Linked DNA regions of Mus musculus: region 1 is linked to region 2. Evidence: chromatin loops called from intact Hi-C (ENCODE). Cell type or tissue: left cerebral cortex. All regions are shown on one strand. Each heading gives the region's core, and the rest is flanking DNA. Links, peaks and the distances in the headings are about the cores only.

Region 1 (9,142 bases), core at 305-8,304, 140 kb before region 2:
TCCGAGGCTCAAGAGTAACCCATTTCCAGCTTGTAGATGAGGCAAAGTGAGACCTCAAGGGGTGGAAGGATTTGCTAGAGTCTGACTCCACCTGTGGCACATGATGTCACCCAACACTGACCTTTTAAGGTCTAGCTCCTCCCACCAGAAGACTGAGATCTGCTCAACTGCTCCTATCTCCAGCCCATCATCTCAGATGCTCTGCTTCCAGAGCACCAAGAAATCTTAGTCCACTTTCAAACCACACCCAGGATATACATATCCCCTCTTAGGCTGACCCCATCCTCCTCCCCCACCCCCCACCCCTCCTCTGGTTCTAGCTGTCACCTTACCTGGGGCCCCTACAGCAGCTGAGAGGTCTCATTCAAACATGAACCAGAGCCTGTGAGATGGCTCAGAAGGTAAAGGCATTTGTCACCAGGTCTGAAGACCTGAGCTTGATCGTCAGAACTTACATGGTGGAAAGAACGAACCAGCTCCTGCAAGATACCCTCTGACCTCCAAATACATGCATTGGGGCACATGTGTGCCCCTCCATCACAGACACATGTAAATGCAAATAAAGAAAAAGAGAGGAATAACTGAATACATACATACATACATACATACATACATACATACATACATACATATATACCACAGACATCAGAACTTACACCTTTTCTGTTCAACCTTCCCCTTGGTTCCTGGCTCCCTCATTTTACATTGACACTAGCCTGCCAGGCCATCCCGTTCTACCCACTGCCTCTCTCAGTTTAGCATGCCCCACTTTCCCCTAAGCACTTTGTTTTGGCTCCTTGCAGTTCTGGGACTAGTACATATAAGCTTCCACCACAGGGCCTTTGCACGTGTTGCTCTCTTCCAGTAATGCTTTTTCCCACAAGGTCATGATGTCATGACGTGATTCTCTCTCTCTCTCTCTCTCTCTTTTCCAGGGAGACCCTCCATGGATGGTCTATTTAGACCACACACACACACACACACACACACACACACACTCCTGCCATGCTCTCTGGCCTCCTTACACCTCTCACTTGCTTCGGCCCTCTCTTTACTTGACTTCATGGGATGCTCATGGTCCTGTCTCTGCCTACCAGAATGAAGTTGTATGATACAGAGGACCCAAAACTGGCATTTTCTTCATGTAGGTAGCAGCTGAATGAAGGACCAGTGATGGAGGGGAACAGACTGGGTGGGGGGCAGAGGCTGCAGGGGTTGAATCCCCCTGAGAAATGAGTAAGAGAACAGGATTGCAAGGCAGTCGGTGGTGCAAACCTTAACACTCAGTTTCTCTATCTAGTCACTGGTTAGTAACCCCATGCCCTCAGTGGATAAGGGGGTGGGGGGGGGAATGTTGGTTTTATCTGTAGATAAAACAGGCTAGCCATTGATGAAGGTTTCTTCCCTTTCTCCTCCAATAGCTGTGAGAAGCCACAATCTAGAAATAGCTACAATGCCCATAAATGCTGTCACCAGAGGAAGGGTCCTGCCTGTGACACAAAAGACAGGTCCTGCTTGGTTGCTGGCATCTTGGGGGCAGAGCTGAATTCCTGGGCTGATGAGTTTGGCGAGGGTGGGCAGCCACCCTCCTGGCTCCCTCTTCTTCCTCTCACCATCTCTTCCAACCACGTGTCTGTCTTTCCAACCCCCTCAGAACGTGTGTTTGTAGCCAGCTTCTCAGTGGCCTAGGGAGGATTTTTAAAAATAGCGTCATTGATTTCATGTTTTGGAATAAGAAAAGCAATAGACGCGTTCTGTTTAGAAAAAAAAATAATTAGATGGTACAGAAAAGAAAAATAAAAAAGAGAGGGGAATTGGCCTAAATCTTCTCCACAGAAACTTTCATCATCCCTATTTGGTATGGTGCCCCACCCCCAATCCGAGTCCTGTTCTCTGTGGCCGTCCTGTGGGCTTCCTTGTCCAGATGGGATGGGGGCCTGACTCTATGGCAGATGGATCAGAGCTGGCCAGCAGGTGTGAATCCAGCATAGTGTGGTGCAGTGTGGACAGACCCACAGGGCCACCCTGGTTCTTCAGCCTAGTCATCGCTGCATAGTCACTTCCCCACAACCTGCCTTATCAGAATACTCTCCATCGATACCTTTCCGGTTCACCTGGAGTCTTACGAAATGAATGCCACACAGCTAACTAAGGCCTGCGTCAGCTTTGTTCAGAGGGGCAAGACGACTCTGTCCAAGGCATAGCAAAGTTGAAGTGAGGAAGCCAGCCAGGTCTCTGATGGTATTAGACTTGAAGTGGGTCAGACACCTGCACTTAGCCCTTTTGTGTAGTCACTAAGACTGAACTAGACAAGTGAAATCCTTTGCCTAAGGTCACAGCCAGGGGAGAGGGTGTCTGCTGTCAGGTTGGAGGTGAAGCAGGGGAGGGTGAATTATATTCTTTTGTCAAGGGTAGCCTTTCTGTTCCTTCAGCTGGGAACCTAGATAAGACCTTAGGACAACCCCCCACCCCATCCCCAAGTCTCCTGCCCAGGTCCCTGTTTCAGGTCCCACCTTCATAGCCTGAGGTTAGCAGCAGTGCCTCCTGGTGACCTGCTACCTGCTGGTCTAAGGCCCAGATAAGGGATGGGAGAGGGTCTCCCCATTCCTCCCCTTCCTCAAGGTCAACCCATGTCCTCCCGAAGGCCTATGGATGATTACAATGGCCCCCCAGTAATGCCCTTGAACCCTGATTTCTTAAATTCTGTTGGTCCTCTGCCTCTCCTATTCCCAGGGCCTCCGCCCCTCCCACAAGGCTCTTGTCATTTGTCCATCCTAACTCCCAAAGTTCCCTCCCTCACTGATGACTCAATGATCCAACCATCCACCAGGAACCTCTGGTGTCTCTTTTCAGGTCCTGTGGGGGTGGGGTAGGGGAGGGTTTATCTCCCAGTTCAGTGCCTCTTGGAGGTCTCCAGTGTCCCCATCCTTCTGAATGAGTTCTAGCGGTCTTCAATCATTTTCAAGAATGTGGAGCCCTCGAGAGATGCATCATATTTCCAGATGGCTTTCAAGGCTCTCCCTACACAAACTACACCAGCTGTAATTTCAGCATGCTCTTGGGTCACCCAGTGGTGCCAGAGGCTGTGGCACCTCCCGAGTTCCTAAAAGTCAACTTCATGTGTGAGCTTGTCTGGGCTAAGGAGGTGCCCAGGTAGCTGGTTAAACAGGGCTTGCCTGAAGGTCTGTCGGGGGTGGGCGGTGGGCAATGCTAGGAAGAGGTTAACATGTGAATCAGCGGATGGAGTGAAGTAGACAGCCCTCATCATGGTGAGTGGGTATTACACCTTCTGTAGAGGATCTAGGGAGAAGAGAAAGGTAGGGGACATGTAGAGCTGGCCCACTCTTTGCTGGGGCTGAGGCAGACTTCTTTTTCTCAGAGTTTTCCCCTGGGATGGGGCTACAGCACACAGAGGGCACATGCTTTGTTGATTCCCCCAATGTTCCCTGCGGAACAACCCTTTCTCAACAGGGACACAGAAAGATGCCCCAGCCTCTGAGTTAGGCTCAGAGACCACTCCTGTCCCTGCTGGGTGCTGAGTGGTGTGCAGATGGCTTGCCAGCCTCCTGACACCGACAGTTGATCCTGGGGACTGTGATAGGGTCTACATGGGACCTCTGGGGAAGAGTGGGTTCGTCACATGTCCTCTCTGGGTCTCATTGCTACCCCATTACAGACAACTGAGGTAAGGCTCAGGAACATGGGCAGACTCATCCCATAAGCAGCATAGTCTTGCTGGAGAGGCCAGAGAGGCAGCTCCTCCACAGACAGTCTCCATCCAGAAGGCTGTGGACACTGCTTCTTTTGACTAAGAGTGGGAACACTTAAGAAAGGGGGCTGCCCTTATATCTTACCCTGAAGTCCTGGAATGGAAACTGGTAGGTGTTTAGAGACAGCCTATTGGGTGCATGAAAGAAGCTAATGGTACTAGGTTTCAGAAGATCGCTTGCTCTTTGATGCTTGGTCCCTTCCACCACCCACAGGAAACTTCTTAGAACTAGAGAGGGTCTTTGACTTCACTTTCGAATCTCCCCTTTCAGACTCAGGTTATTAGCAGTGTCTATCAGAGCTAGGCTGCAGAGCCTCACTTGGCCAGCAGGGGTCACTAGCACACACAGCTGCCTACCGGTGGACCAGGCACATTCTTTAATCCTGTAAATTCAAAGGTCTGCAGCTCAAGTTTCCTGGGAAGGAAGGCGACACACATTTTTATGACAGCCTTTTACCGCCTCGCTGCTGTCACCTGATTAAGTGACTGTTCAGGCTGTCAGCAGGGAGAGCCCTCAGCTCAGCAGCCCTCAGCTCAGCAGCTCATCTGACTCAAGGAGAGGGACAGGGGACAGATTCTACGGTTTATAAGCCTTGAGACTCTGGGAGGCAAATTGCTTGAGTTATCTGCTCTGATTTTCCCTATCTGTAAAATGGACAAGTGGTTGTGAGGATAAGAGAGAGAGAGAGAGAGAGAGAGAGAGAGAGAGAGATCTGCTGAACACTCTGCTTACCTGAAGCGTCTGTGCAGGGACTACATGAGCCACCAGCCATCAAAGGAAGAGGGGCCTGAAACACCACGGCTCCCAGTGCTGCCTGAGCTGTAATGCTGAGTGGAGAGCATAGCCTCTAATTACAGACGCTTCCAAAGGCATACCCTGAGGATACCCAAAGGCAGAAGGAAAGCCCAATAACGACCACTTGCTGGGCACAGCCACATGGGAGTTGATCCACGTCCTTTAATTTTTAAAAACGAGCAGACAGACAATCTTGTGCTCTTTGGGTATGCCAATAAAAAGTTTGTTATGCAAAACAGCCCAACCCTTTAATAATACTGTAAATATCTCAGAAAGGATATATTGCATCATTTCTAGTAAATATCAAAAAAGTTGTCACAATGATATGTCCCCTTGCCCCCACTTGCCCCCACTTACCCTCCCCTCCTCCCTACAGTTACCCAAATACTAGTATGAAATTACAAAAAAAGACAAAAAGAAAAAAGAAAGGAAGAAAAGAAAGCAAAAAATAACAACCCCCCAAACCACAAGCCTCCCTCTACCCAGCCCCATGAGTAGTGTTAAGAGTGTCAAGTGTTAAGGGCCACATGTACAACACGTGTGTCTATAGTGACAGACATCAGGGATCTGTCTGTCCATGAGGGAGTTGGTGGTGAGGTGCAGTAGCAGCAACGGGCAGCTTCCCTTCTCAGGGGTAGGGTGGAGGGGACAGCCATCAAGGACCAACCCCACAGGTCATCTTCAGGATGATGCTGGCCTTCCCAGAAGGAATATGTGGTCTGTGTGTGAGCAGCTGGGGGTGGTGTGCCCTAGACAAGTGCCCAGTTAGGTGGGGGCAGTGCTGGGCATTTGGCTCAGCCAACTCAGGCTTTAGGTGGGAGCGGGACGGGGGCTGGGCAGAACAGCTAAGAGTCTGGAAGCATTGGGCAAATAGAGCATTCAGGTCTCTGACAGAACACTGGAGCCTTAGCGTGAAGACATCTCACTTTTCCTCAGATAAATCTAGGAAACTACAGTAAGAGGGAAAGAGTGACCCTCCCTCCACTTCCCATCCTCCAATAGCTGGGCAGACAAAGAACCCAGCAGCTGAGGAAGAGAGACCAGTCTAAGAGGTCTGAGCCAGGCAGGAGGGAATGGCACCAGCCTCCCCCTAGAGACCACCTCTGCTCTTCGTTTCCAAGGAAGAGCCTGACAGATGGGTGGCCAGTTCTTCCCTCTGGCAAGTGGAAGTGAAGGCTTCTCAGACCCAGGTGACAGGCAGGTGGAATGGCTCCAGAGTAAGGTGTCTGCCCACAGGATCTGCAGGGGTAGGCAGGTAGGTAGAAGAGAGAGCAGGGGACAAGGCAGGGGACAAAGCAGGGTGCACAGGGAAGGGACTGTGGGTGGAATCCAGCCCCAGGCCTCACTGTAGCTCCCCTGCAGGGGTGGCCATAGATCCTAAGCCATAGATCCTGGCCAGGCAGCTGCAAGAAGAGATGGCTACCTTCTGATCATCCCTATCTAGGAAGGAGGGACAGAGCTGGTGGCCAAGAAGGCTGGACAGATGGTGGGAGCCCCGAACACGGGGGCTGGGGTGCACCAGTTAAGGGATCAGGGTTAGGCTAAAACTCCAGTTGTTAGGGAAACACACTTCCCCACATCATTGGTGGTAAGTTTCACTTAAAATAGGCAAGGTGGGTAGGTGGTAACCAAGGGGACAGAGAAGAGAAGAGGTCTACAAGTCTCTGCAGGTCAAAGCAGCTCTGCGAAGCAACGAGTCAGGTATTCTTCCCTGCTTTGAAGGGAAGACTCCACTCAACCCCCTCGCCCCCTTGGTCTGGGAGATGGAGAAACTAGGGGCCAGGGAGAGAAAGGAGCCACAGTCACTTGAAGGGACAGTCAGCAACTCCTGGTTACTCAGGAGTCCTAACGATGGTGGGAGGCTTTGCTCTCTGTCTTACGACATTGACATGTGGAAGGTGTCACTAGGAAAAGGGGAAGACCAAAAGAAAAAAAAATAAAATAAAACAAACTGGTCCCAGGGCACAGAGGAGGGTGGCCAGGGAAGTTCAGAGATAAAACCAGGAATGACTGAACATCAGAGGCAGATGGGCACCGCTCCCCCACTCCACCTGCCCCCAGCATACGAGTTGACAGTATATAATACAAGGACTCTAGAAAACACCGGCTGAGCCACCCTAGGCCAGGATCTGCTAGTCACTGTACAGAATTATCTTGGTGAGGTGGATATGCCCACTATCACTGGGAAGAGGCAAGGGTACAGGGCACACAGTGGCCGGCTGGGAGTTAACTTGTTAATAAGTCCTGTGCAGACGAGCAAGCCCCTAACATTAGGTGAAGTACGAGGTTCAGGATTCATTTACACGCAGGGAAGGAAGGTTGGAGCCGCATCCAAATGGCTGGTGGGGACTCAGAAGTGTGTCTCCTTCTCTGTGATGGCAGAGATGGTGCCGTCGCCCTTGACCTTGGCCTCACAGTCATTAACGGTCACCGTCCGTGGGCTGGCCCCAAGCTTGCCCCGCATTTTCAGATCGGCGCTGGGGACTGTCAACTTCTGTAATTTCTAGATGGTTGGAGAGGAGGAGAAGGCTGTGTAAGCAAGGATGCTGGGTGCCAGGTCTGTCCATCCTGCCTCCCCAGCAATATAGATGTTCCTTGGAGCCATCTGACTGGGGCCAACCCCTGCCTTTGCCTTACTTCTCAGTTCTGGGCGAGTCATTACCTCCTTGAGTTCCTACCACCAGAAACAGGGATGTCTGAGATCCCTGTTCTGTGAATAAGTGAAAAGTAAGGAAATGGAGACATTTAGCTCCTGCAGCGTGGATGTGGAAGGTAACCAGGCCTAGAGAGTCAGAATCAGGGCTGCCACCCTGTTCCTTCCTTGGCAGGAGGGGCAGCTGGGCTTTGAAGTGGCCTGACAGCTGTTCCAGCCAGGGTCCCGACCTCTGGCCGCATCACTGTACCTGTGAGTCAGGATGACAGGCACTGACCAGAGGGAGTGGGACTTTCAGGGCTATTGATGTGAATGTTGGTTGATCAGAGTCCTACCCTGCCCTGGGTTTGTCACCACACCACTGCAGTGCATGGGAAGGGGGGGGATCTATGTTCTTACTGCGCTTCTCAAGCTATGCTTAGAGGCAGACGCCACCCCTTAATTCAGCTGCCTCAACCTCGTGGAATGCATCTCATGCATGGGCCCCACCTCAGCATCATCTGCCCTTCCCTGGGACCAGGATTTAAGAAACCCTCCTGAGCATGGGCCCTTTCCTGAAAAAAAAAAAAAAAAGCTGCAAGAACTGTGAGGTGGCTCAGTGCTCAAGGACCAGGCTGGCTCTCTTCTCTCTGATGGAAGCCACACTGTCTAGGTAGAATTACTATTTAGATTCATGGCAGCTTATTGACTGTGCTCCTGTGTGCCAGGCCCTGCACCAGGTTCTTGTCTTAGACCAAGGTTGAGAGAAGAGGCTCTGGAGGTAGGTGCCTGGGTTTGAATCCCTGCTTAATCACCTACACAGCTAAGATGTATAACCTTGGTGCTACCCTGCCCTCAGCTGCTGGCCAGAATTTATTGTGAGGTTCAGGCCAAAGGACCAAGCACAGCTCCAACATGATTCTTCCTCTGGGCTGTTCTGCTGGGAAGGTCCTTATACACCACACCACCCCAGCCCCACCCCCCGCAATTCCTCTTAGACCCTTCCTGTGTCTCACAGAGGATTCCCCAGGCTCAATATATGTGAAATGTCAGGTGCAGATCACAAAGCAGGGAGGCCTGAGGCTAGGCCAGATCAGAGAGCTCACTCTGTAACAAGTCCTGCTGTCTGGATAGATAGGATAATGCACTGAGGTAACACAAAGAAGCTGGAAATGGGCTTGTAAGTACCAGGAGGCTGCAGGAGGGCTGAGCAGGATGTCCCAAGGCTGAGGTTCTAAAGTCCCAGGTCAATTCCCCTATGGACAGTTTGGTCTCAGTCTACATTAACCAACTGCCCTTGACCAGCATGTCCCAAAGGGACCTTCCCCATCCGTCTGTCCCCGTGGGCAGGGAGCTGGAGGAAGCATTTTAGGTGGCACTTGTGTTTCCCTGTGGCCTGTCAGAGATGACATTTGGCTACACCTCAGTTCGGATCCTGATTCAAATGCTTTCCCTGTAGGAATGTCCAGACCGTTTCTACCCTCTATCAATTAAGAGGCACTCTCAACCTGTTTGGCGGGTGGGAGGCTGCGGTAGAATTCACAGAATCGGGCTTAATCCAGAAATCTCACAGAGGTGCTTCTGGCACGGTTTAAGGATGGATTCCCGCCAAAGAGGAGCCTGCTGCCGTTCCCCTTCCATTCAGACCCAGCCTCCTGAGCCTTCCTCCATCAACTGCTCACCTCGGGCAGTGTGCCCTCTGTCTTCCACAGCTTAATGAAGATCCAGAGTGGGATACACAGCATGGAGGACAGAGCCATGAGCCAGCCGATGCCGTAGCCCCAAGCAGGATATGTGTACACATTGTTGTACTTGAGCGGTTTGTACTTGACCAGAAAGAAGATGAAGATGCCCTGTGGAGAGGCAGACGGAGGAGGTTCTTGGTGGTAACCCTCAGACCTGCCCTATTTCATGGGCCAGTCTGACTGTCAGAACACAGGGGCTG
Region 2 (9,142 bases), core at 583-8,582:
TTGCAGTTTGGGGGTTCCACTGTTCTCATCACAAACAGGGTACATCTCATTCAAATAACATTAATCAACAAATTATAACCGTATGTGCAGGTAGAGTGATATGTGGTGTTTGGCTAGATTTACAGAATGTAGAAGGGTTAAGTCAAGCTGGTTATTTTGTTTGTTTAATTAGTTTAGGTAATTAATTTGTATCTAGTAGCTCCCCTGGCCTTTTCAGAATGCAATACTGCAAATTGACTCTCAGTTGCTTTGAAAGGTGTTAACAAGGCAAATGCTCAGACATAGCCTTGTCTGAAACTTTGTATCCTTGGACTGACAATTCTCCACTCCCTCCCTTCTTGTGCCCACCCTCTCTCCAACTTCTGCTAACCATAACCATTCCTTATGCCAGTGGTTTTCTACCTATGGCCCGTGACCCCTTTGGTCAAATAACCCATTCGTGGAGATCTTATATCAGATATCCTGCATATCAGGTATTTACATTATTATTCGTAACAGTAGCAATATTAAAGTTATGAAGTAGCAACAAAATAATTCTATGGTTGGGGGCGGGGGTCACCACAACCTGAGGGACTGTATTGAAGGGAGGCAGCATTAGGAAGCTTCAAAACTACTACTAAGCTCCATTTCTGTGAGAAAGCACATATGTAAATGTGAATAGTAGCATTTGTCTTTCCATGACAAGTAAACTCCACTTAGCATGATGTTCTACAGACCATCCATGTTTTCAGGAAAAATACATTACATTTCCTTCTTTTCTGTGGCTGAATATTAAGAGAGAGAGAGAGAGAGAGAGAGAGAGAGAGAGAGAGAGAGAGAGAGAGAGAGTGTTAATTTATCCATTGGTAGGCATGAAGTTGAGTCCTTTCTTCGGTGCTGTGAACAGTGATGTGGGGCGCTTGGGAGCTCAGATGTCCTTTTTACATGTTGGTTTTGGTTCTTCGGTATAATTACTGGGGGTGGGGGCGGTAACTGGGACCGTATGGCTTTTTTTTCTTCTGACATGCAGGACTTAATTTACTTTTTTTCTTTAAAAACTATAGGACTGTTCAGGTTCTCTCTTTCATTTTGCTTCAGTTTTGTTAAGTTTGAGTTTTTATAGGGTAGAGCCCAAATTCCCCACTCAGGACGGCAGCACATGGCAGCTGCAGTGCCGAGCCTCCTGGGCCAGGCTTGTTTTAGCCCATCAGCATCCTTGCCATGGCCACGAGGCAAGGCCAGAAAGCCACCTCAACACTTTAGGGGGAAAATATGACAAATCTGTGTCGGTCTATAACTTAATGTGCACGCATGCTGTTGAAGCTGCTCAGTGTGTGTGAGGTGTGGTGTGTGCTAGAGTACCTGCCTGCCTGCCTCATGCTTTTCCTAAAATCTCATCTTTGAGCTAAATCAGGTTGGAAATAAAATATCCTTCAACTGCCAGGGGAAGCTGCCATGCATATTGTTACTACTAGATGCAGGGTGCTGGGACTGACCTGCAGTTAAGATATATTTCCATGGAAATAACTGCTCTCCCAAAAACTGCAGATCAAGAACTTTCTGGAAGCTGAAGACAGTAAAAATAGAATCTGACTCAGAATCCAAAGAATTTCTCCAGAATCTAGATATGGGACTAGAAGTTTAAAAATCAAACATAAGGATGATCAGGCCCTGAGTTCCTAAGCTAAAGCCATCACCCAAGGAAGGATGCTCTATGCCCTGAGCATCACCCTGCCTGGATCTTGCTCCAGGGGGTAACCTTTGCTACTCAGGTCTGTAGGTGAGTCACCTCCAGCTGGAGTGGGGAAGATGTAGATATTAACTCTAGACTTTTGTTTGTCTGGGGTCATTCCCAAAGTGTTGGATCTGATGGGTGACTCCTAACCTAAGGAACATAGACCATGTCTATCCTACCTGCCATTTCTCCATCTCATCTAACCTCGATATCCTTTCTTCTTCCCCTCTTCATTCTTTCTCTGCTCTTTCCCCCACCATTCCCCCTCCCCATCCTCCCTTTTACCTCTCCTCCTGTCCTCCCCTCCCACAACTCTCCCCAGTACTCACTCTCTCTCTCTCTCATGCCTATTCTGCTCCTCAGCAGCTCAGACACCCCCTCCCCACTCCTCTAGTTTCCTTTCTTGTCAGACAGCAGAGCCTTGGAGGAGGTTGCCAGGATACTGGGGTAAAATGGCCACAGAAATATGAACCCTGGATTCTGGAAGCAGGGATAGAAAGGAAACAAATTCAGATCAGTAGGTGCAAAACCAGACCCCCCAGGTACAGGCACCCTTGTGATGCTGAGAGAAATGACAGAGGGGTCTGTGTGCATGCAGCGTAAGCAGGAATACTCCCAAGATTGCCTTCATGCTTAGTAAACTTACCAGGTACCTTTTCCAAGGGCAGTCTATGTGTTCAGTTACAGAGATGGCCACTGGGGGAAGTGGTGCATTTGGGGCAGCCATAAACAATAACAAAGTGTGTGTGTGTGTGTGTGTGTGTGTGTGTGTGTGTGTCTATGTGTATGGTGTGCACACGTGCGTGAGAAAGAGAAAGAGAGAGGAAAAGAGAGAGGGGAGGGGAGGGAGAGAGACAGAGGTATGTATCTCTTGATAGATAGGTAGATAGATAGATAGATAGATAGATAGATAGATAGATAGATAGATAGATAGGTAGGTAGATAGATAGATAGATTTTTTTCATTTAGAAACACTTCACTAAAGCAGTAGTAACTATCATTCAGCTATTCCAAATTCAAGGTCTTGCCTCCAGATTCAGAGCAGAAAAATGAAGAACCAGCCCATCCTGCATCTCCCTCAGACTGTGATTTTCCTGGGCTCCAACTACACACCAGGCTGTTCCTCTGGTAGAGATAGGAAGAAATGTGGCCTTCAGAGCCTCCTGGGTTCCCGGCCCAACTGCCTGCTTCTTCCAGCAGGGACTTCAAGCTGGTTACTTTGTGAGCTTTTGGCTCCTTGGCTGTTGGCAGACAAAGTGAGATAACTAAATGCCCTTTTCAGACCATTTAGACTTTTCAACTTCCAACACTGTCTGCCTCTCTCACCACATTTCTCTCCATTCAAATACAGAAACTTGAGCTGTATTGTGGGGGCACAGGCCTGGAATCCAGCTCTCGAGAGGATGAGCTAGCTGGAACTACACAGACACTGTCTTCAAAACAATATGCATGTGTGTGTATACCTACCTGTGTGCATACGGAGAAGACCAGCACCTAGAGGTTGTCCTCTGACTATCACACCTACACAGTAGCACATCCATGTCCACTCATACATAGAGACAGGCAATTTTTAATTAAATAAAATTTAATTGAAATAAATTTTAGATGACTTAATTAAATAATTTTAAATTTATTTAAATAAGTTTAAAATAATTTAATTAAATAATTTTTAATTTAAGTATTTTTTAAAGGTAAAGAATGAGCCCCAAGGTTGGCTTCCGGCTGCCACGCATGCACGGGCAAGCACCTTTACTCAGTGAACTGTTTCAGTGGCACCACTTTAATTTAAAGAAAATACTTTTATTAATTCCTTGAGCCTTTAACACCATGTATTTTGATCACATTGTCTATGTAAAAACCACATCTTCAGTCTTAAAGGGAACAAGACATAATTTATTTCAAGGTCATTCCGAGAGACATGGACTGGGGTCACAGATCTTGGTTACTCCAAATTCCATGGTCCAACATGGAAGCAGTTTTGTGACGTTTTATAGTTTTACATAGTCAAGGAAGTTATAAATCAAGGAAGTTTAGAACATTGGTGGGCACATCTTGGAGACCATTGCAGCAAGATAGAAAGGGGGAAACTTTTCTATAGGCCTAAGGTCTTACCTGAGATCTTCTTAGTTTGGGAGTTGGTAGAAGTTCGTGTCTGCTAAGTTAATAGATTTCTAAAGCTTTCTATCTATTAGTCACATAATGTTAGTTCAGACACAGAGATGGACACGCAGAGACTGCTCCTGAGGTCTCACACTAGCCCAGGATAAGGGAATTAGCAACATTCCAATCTCTGCAGAGTACTGCAGTTTCAGTCTCTCTCTCTCTTTGAACACAGCTTCTTTATCGGAGTTCTCATTCACAGTCCTCCCAATTTGCCTCCCTAACTCCTCCCTTGTATACTCCCACCTCTCTGGCCTCCCCAGCTGCATGGCATCATCATTTTTAATAAACTATTGGCTCCAAGTATGCCTTTCATGAACTTTGGGGCCAACCATTAAAGCATATTCAACCTATCCAAGGCTGAGTCTCCCTCTACGAGAATGTACTTACTAACCCACAGATCCTCAGCCAGGAGTAGGGGCTCATAAGCCTTCCCATTCTATGCTGAATGTTGACTGGCTTGGTTTTGTGTAGTAACCCACAACCGCGATGAGTCCTGCCTGTCACATCGGATGACACCGTTTCATTTTGGTCCTGCCCAACCTCTGACTCTCAGTCTTTCCAACCCACTCTCTTATGAAGATCTCTGATCATCGCACCCAATAACTGTGGCTGGCCTAACTCATTATATAGACCAGGCTGGCTTCAAACTCAAAGAGATATTCATGCCTCTGCCTCTCAGATACTGGGATTAAAGGCAGGTGCCACTGTCTTGAGTTTTTGTTTTTATAGCTTTTCTTCAGTTGTCAGAATGTCACCTCCTTCCTTTACAGCTCAGAGTTGGTGTTAATCACCACATAGGCAGATTGAATCACCCATTAAAACCCTATCATCAAAGGGGGCTGGAGAGTTGCCTCATTGGTTAAAAGCATGTATTGCTCTTGCAATGATTCAGTTCCCAGCACCCACACACTAGCTCACAACTGTCGTTTCAGGGGATCTGGCACCCTCTTCAGACCTCCATGGGTACCAGACACACAGTACACTTAAATACATATAGACAAAACACTTATACACATAAAAATAAATAAGTGTTAGAAGAAAAACTTTATATTAAACAGTCAGTGAGGTAGCTTATTATGTAAAAATGCTTGCCCATAAACTTGATGACCCAAATTTGATGGCTAACAAATTTGATGGCTAAAGCCCATCAGATAAGAAGACAACTAAATTCTGGAAATTACCCTCTGATCTCCAAACATGTGCACTTACAAATATCATACACATACACACTAACAAGGGAGAATTTTAAAATATTACCAAGATCTTATACCTTAGGCTTACAAATTTACATTTTCCCTCTTTATTTAAAGCATTCAGAGCACTTGGCTGGATGAGATTTTAACAGAAGAGTCAATGGGGTGAGTGTTCTCCAACAACTGCAGATTTCTGGGAACAGATCTGCTCAACAGTCACTGGGCAGCTCAGACCAGCTCTTCCTTGGAGCCAGCTTGTTTGTTTGCCTGGACACCAAATTGTCTCATCACAGCACATCAGGTTTCCTTTGTGATTCTAAAATTCCTTAAGTGTCCTTGGACACTGTCCAGCCTCCCAAATGCTAGTCACACAGCTGATGCTCGAGCAGTCCTCTGAGTCCACACGCTGAGAAGTTCCCTTTCCTATTTGCATGGAGATTGTATTTCACAAACTGCTGAAATAAAAACAGGTTTCATAGCCCATGTCCACAAATGCCTCTCCACTGGTGAGTGGGTGTAAACTCTGCTTCCAAACAGTCTTTCAATGCTGTCGGTTTAATATGCCCAAGATACCAAGGCAGGAATTGCAAGCTGAAGCCCACCACTGCCACAACGAAGGCTTTTCCCTTGATAGCAGCTGCTCTGTGTGTGACTTTGCTTGGAACTGAATGGCAGGTCTTTTATGTTCATGGGTTTTGTTGTTGTTGTTGTTGTTAACACTTCAACAAAATCAAATCAGCTTTGGATTTTGAGTTCGTGATGTGTTGCATCTATTTTTAAACACTGGCAGGTATGAAAACTCACACCATTGTTTGCAAGTGATAAGAAAACCCATCGCCACCAACGGGAATGTCAGGGATGGTCACAGTTCATAAGTCTATCTCGTCACTTTTAATTCACTTACTAGTTCATGTTTTTACTGGATAACTAACACGTGCTCCAAACTGGGAGTATTGAAGTCTGATGGTTTGCCTAAGGAAAGGAGGTGGCACATATGGAAAAAAAAATCAACAGGAAACTAGAATCAGGCCAGGCAATACTTCAGGGCCTTGGGAATAGGGTAACCGTCTTTGTTGAAGAGTGAAGGGCAGCTCCCCAGCTGAGGACTTGAACTAGGTCTTAGAAGAGGAAACAGCATCCTGGCCTTGGGCACTGGACATGTAGAAAGGGGGTTTGACACATGGAAACTTGAAGTGACCGGGCACAATGTCAGAATGCTGCCTTCTTCACATGTGTATGGAAACGCTGAGTTGTTGCTTATTTCCATGATCTGAGAGGTCACTGTGGGGCCAGGATTGCCCTAGTTTACCTAGATCTTCCATTGGCTTCTTCCTGCCCACCACCTGTCTCTGCTTTTCTCTGGGCCCAGAGCACTGACCCTGAAGACTGACTGTAGCTGCAGGCACCATGCCAACTCTGGGGCAGCATGGGAAAGTGGAGGGCCAGCAAACCCAAAGGCGTAGGAGAGGTCTATTCCCATGACTAGCAGAGGCTATATCTCCATGCTCTCTCTTGGGGTGGAGGACATCACTTGCTCTCCTGACTGCTGAGGCTGGCTATGCCTTCCACTGATTCTGGTCCTCTTTACTGCCCCACTGTACTGGTTTAAATGAGAATGACCCCCATAGACACAGATGGATATAAATATATGATTGTTTATTCAACAGTTGGTAGGCTGTTTGGGAAGGATTAGGAAGTGTGGCTTTGTAGAAGGAGTTTTGTCATAAGGGGTGGACTTGGAGATTTCAAAAGCCTACACCAGGCCCAGTGTCTGTGTGTCTGTCTGTCTGTCTGTCTGCTTCCTGTGGATCAGGGTGTAAAGCTCTCAGCTACTGTTCCATTGCCATGCCCGACTGCTTCCCAGCATGGTGATCTTGGAAACTGTAAGCAAGCCCCTAATTAAATACTTTAAAAAATTTATGAGTTCCCTTGGTCATGGTGTCTCTTAGCAGTGATAGAACTATAACTAAGACAACTTCTTGAAACTCCAGGTGCCCCTTTGTTATAAGTTCCTTTCACAAGGCCCTCGGTATCCAGAACCATCTGACTCCTAGACTGCAACCCATGAGAACTTGTAGAGAATCTCTAGCTCTTGTGTGACCCATCATCGGGTCACCTTGAACTTAAACGACAGGAGAATAACTGAGCTCACTTTTTTTTAATATATATATTTTTTAATTAGGTATTTTCCTCATTTACATTTCCAATGCTATCCCAAAAGTCCCCCATACCCTCCCCTTCACTCCCCTACCCACCCACTCCCACCTTTTGGCCCTGGCGTTCCCTGTACTGGGGCATATAAAGTTTGCAAGTCCAATGGGCCTCTCTTTGCAGTGATAGCCAACTAGGCCATCTTCTGCTACATATGCAACTAGAGACAAGAGCTCCGGGGTACTGGGTAGTTCATATTGTTGTTCCACCTATAGGGTTGCAGATCCCTTTAGCTCCTTGGGTACTTTCTCTAGCTCCTCCATTGGGGGCCCTGTGATCCATCCAATAGCTAACTGTGAGCATCCACTTATGTGTTTGCTAGGCCCCGGCATAGACTCACAAGAGACAACTCTATCTGGGTCCTTTCAGCAAAATCTTGCTAGTGTATGCAATGGTGTCAGCGTTTGGAAGCTGATTATGGGATGGATTCCCAGATATGGCAGTCTCTAGATGGTCCATCCTTTCGTCACAGCTCCAAACTTTGTCTCTGTAACTCCTTCCATGGGTGTTTTGTTACCATTTCTATGAAAGGGTAAAGTGTCCACACTTTGGTCTTCGTTCTTCTTGAATTTCATGCGTTTGGCAAGTTGTATCTTATATCTTGGGTATCCTAAGTTTCTGGGCTAATATCCACTTATCAGTGAGTACATATTTTGTGAGTTCCTTTGTGATTGGGTTACCTCACTCAGGATGATGCCCTCCAGGTCCATCCATTTGCCTAGGAATTTCATAAATTCATTCTTTTTAATAGATGAGTAGTACTCCATTGTGTAAATGTACCACATTTTCTGTATCCATTCCTCTGTTGAGGGGCATCTGGGTTCTTTCCAGCTTCTGGCTATTATAAATAAGGCTTTTTAGAAGATTGTTTTTATTATCTCTCTCTCTCTCTCTCTCTCTCTCTCTGTGTGTGTGTGTGTGTGTGTGTGTGTGTGTGTGTGTGTCTGTGTGTCTGTGTGTCTGTGTGTCTGTGTGTGTGTGTGTGTGTGTAGAGGAAGGGAGAGGGAGTGTGTGTGTGTGTGTTTATGTACACCGCAGATATGCAGGTGTCCTTGGAAGCTAGAGAGTTTCAGAAACCCTGGAGCTGAATTTACAGGTGACTATGAGCCTGTAGGTGCTGCAAACTGAACCCAGGCCCTCTGAAATCAACACTTTTAAACACTAAGCCAGGCCAACATTTGAATGGAGGGAAGGATGCTGTTGTCTTGGTAACAGATGCAGGTGTAGTGAGAGAGTAACAGGAGTGGACAGGCATGGTGAGTGGGAGGGCCATTCAGGTTGGTGTTCACACCCCGGTCACGATTCCTGAGGTAGGGGCCCAGGAGAAAGCAGGCACAAGGCAAAATACTGAGTTAAATAATGATCACACCAGGCATGGCCTACCTGAGGCATTTGCTGGGGGTTGTGTATGTGGTTCTGGGTATCTGGGTCTACTTCAGGTTAGGATGCCTAGGTGGACATTGGGGCCAAAGTGGACATGAATCTGAGCTGTGGCAGGGTTAACTAATGAAGAAGGTAGTACACTGAGCACCAAAGAAGCCCCACTGTATGAGATGTCACCAGAATAATAGCACACATACGTGGTCCTTAATCATGTTAGCGCTTCATCCACGTAACTCACTATACGCTAAAAACATCTAAGTCCTACATGTGGTTAGTATTCCTAGCCTACCGGATAATCCAGCTAAGCCCAGCTACCTGCAGCACTCCTAGAACACTGACTGCACTGCTGCTGGGCGAGACTGCCTGACCACTCCTATTCCAAAGTAAGACACCGGAGAGCTGGGTGGTTCACAGCAGGGTGGTGAAAAGCAGTGACCATATGAACTCACTTTCATCAGTGTGAAAGCTGGCATATCTT

The links. Peaks named below come from ENCODE experiments on the same cell type or tissue, not always from the same donor. Only the 100,000 strongest peaks of a DNase experiment are listed, where the experiment ranks them.
Region 1: a loop joins it to region 2, with 1.9 times the contacts of the local background. A loop is called at or near these places in 2 of 42 quality-filtered maps.

What each region holds. Positions count from the first base shown.
Region 1 is chr6:114,245,514-114,254,655 of GRCm38, reverse strand. It overlaps Slc6a11 (solute carrier family 6 (neurotransmitter transporter, GABA), member 11), which reads right to left. Exons shown (of 14, transcript NM_172890.3): 13 at 8,880-9,050; 14 at 4,770-7,068. The coding sequence ends at 6,916. Among named protein-coding and RNA genes, the nearest start is that of Gm46972, 22 kb to the left of the region's middle. In left cerebral cortex, for the core only: a CTCF peak has its summit at 4,091 (motif pointing right); DNase peaks (open chromatin) are centred at 1,637 and 4,102.
Region 2 is chr6:114,107,249-114,116,390 of GRCm38, reverse strand. No RefSeq gene overlaps it. Among named protein-coding and RNA genes, the nearest start is that of Gm36023, 17 kb to the right of the region's middle. In left cerebral cortex, for the core only: no CTCF peak of the experiment used is centred there; a DNase peak (open chromatin) is centred at 5,482.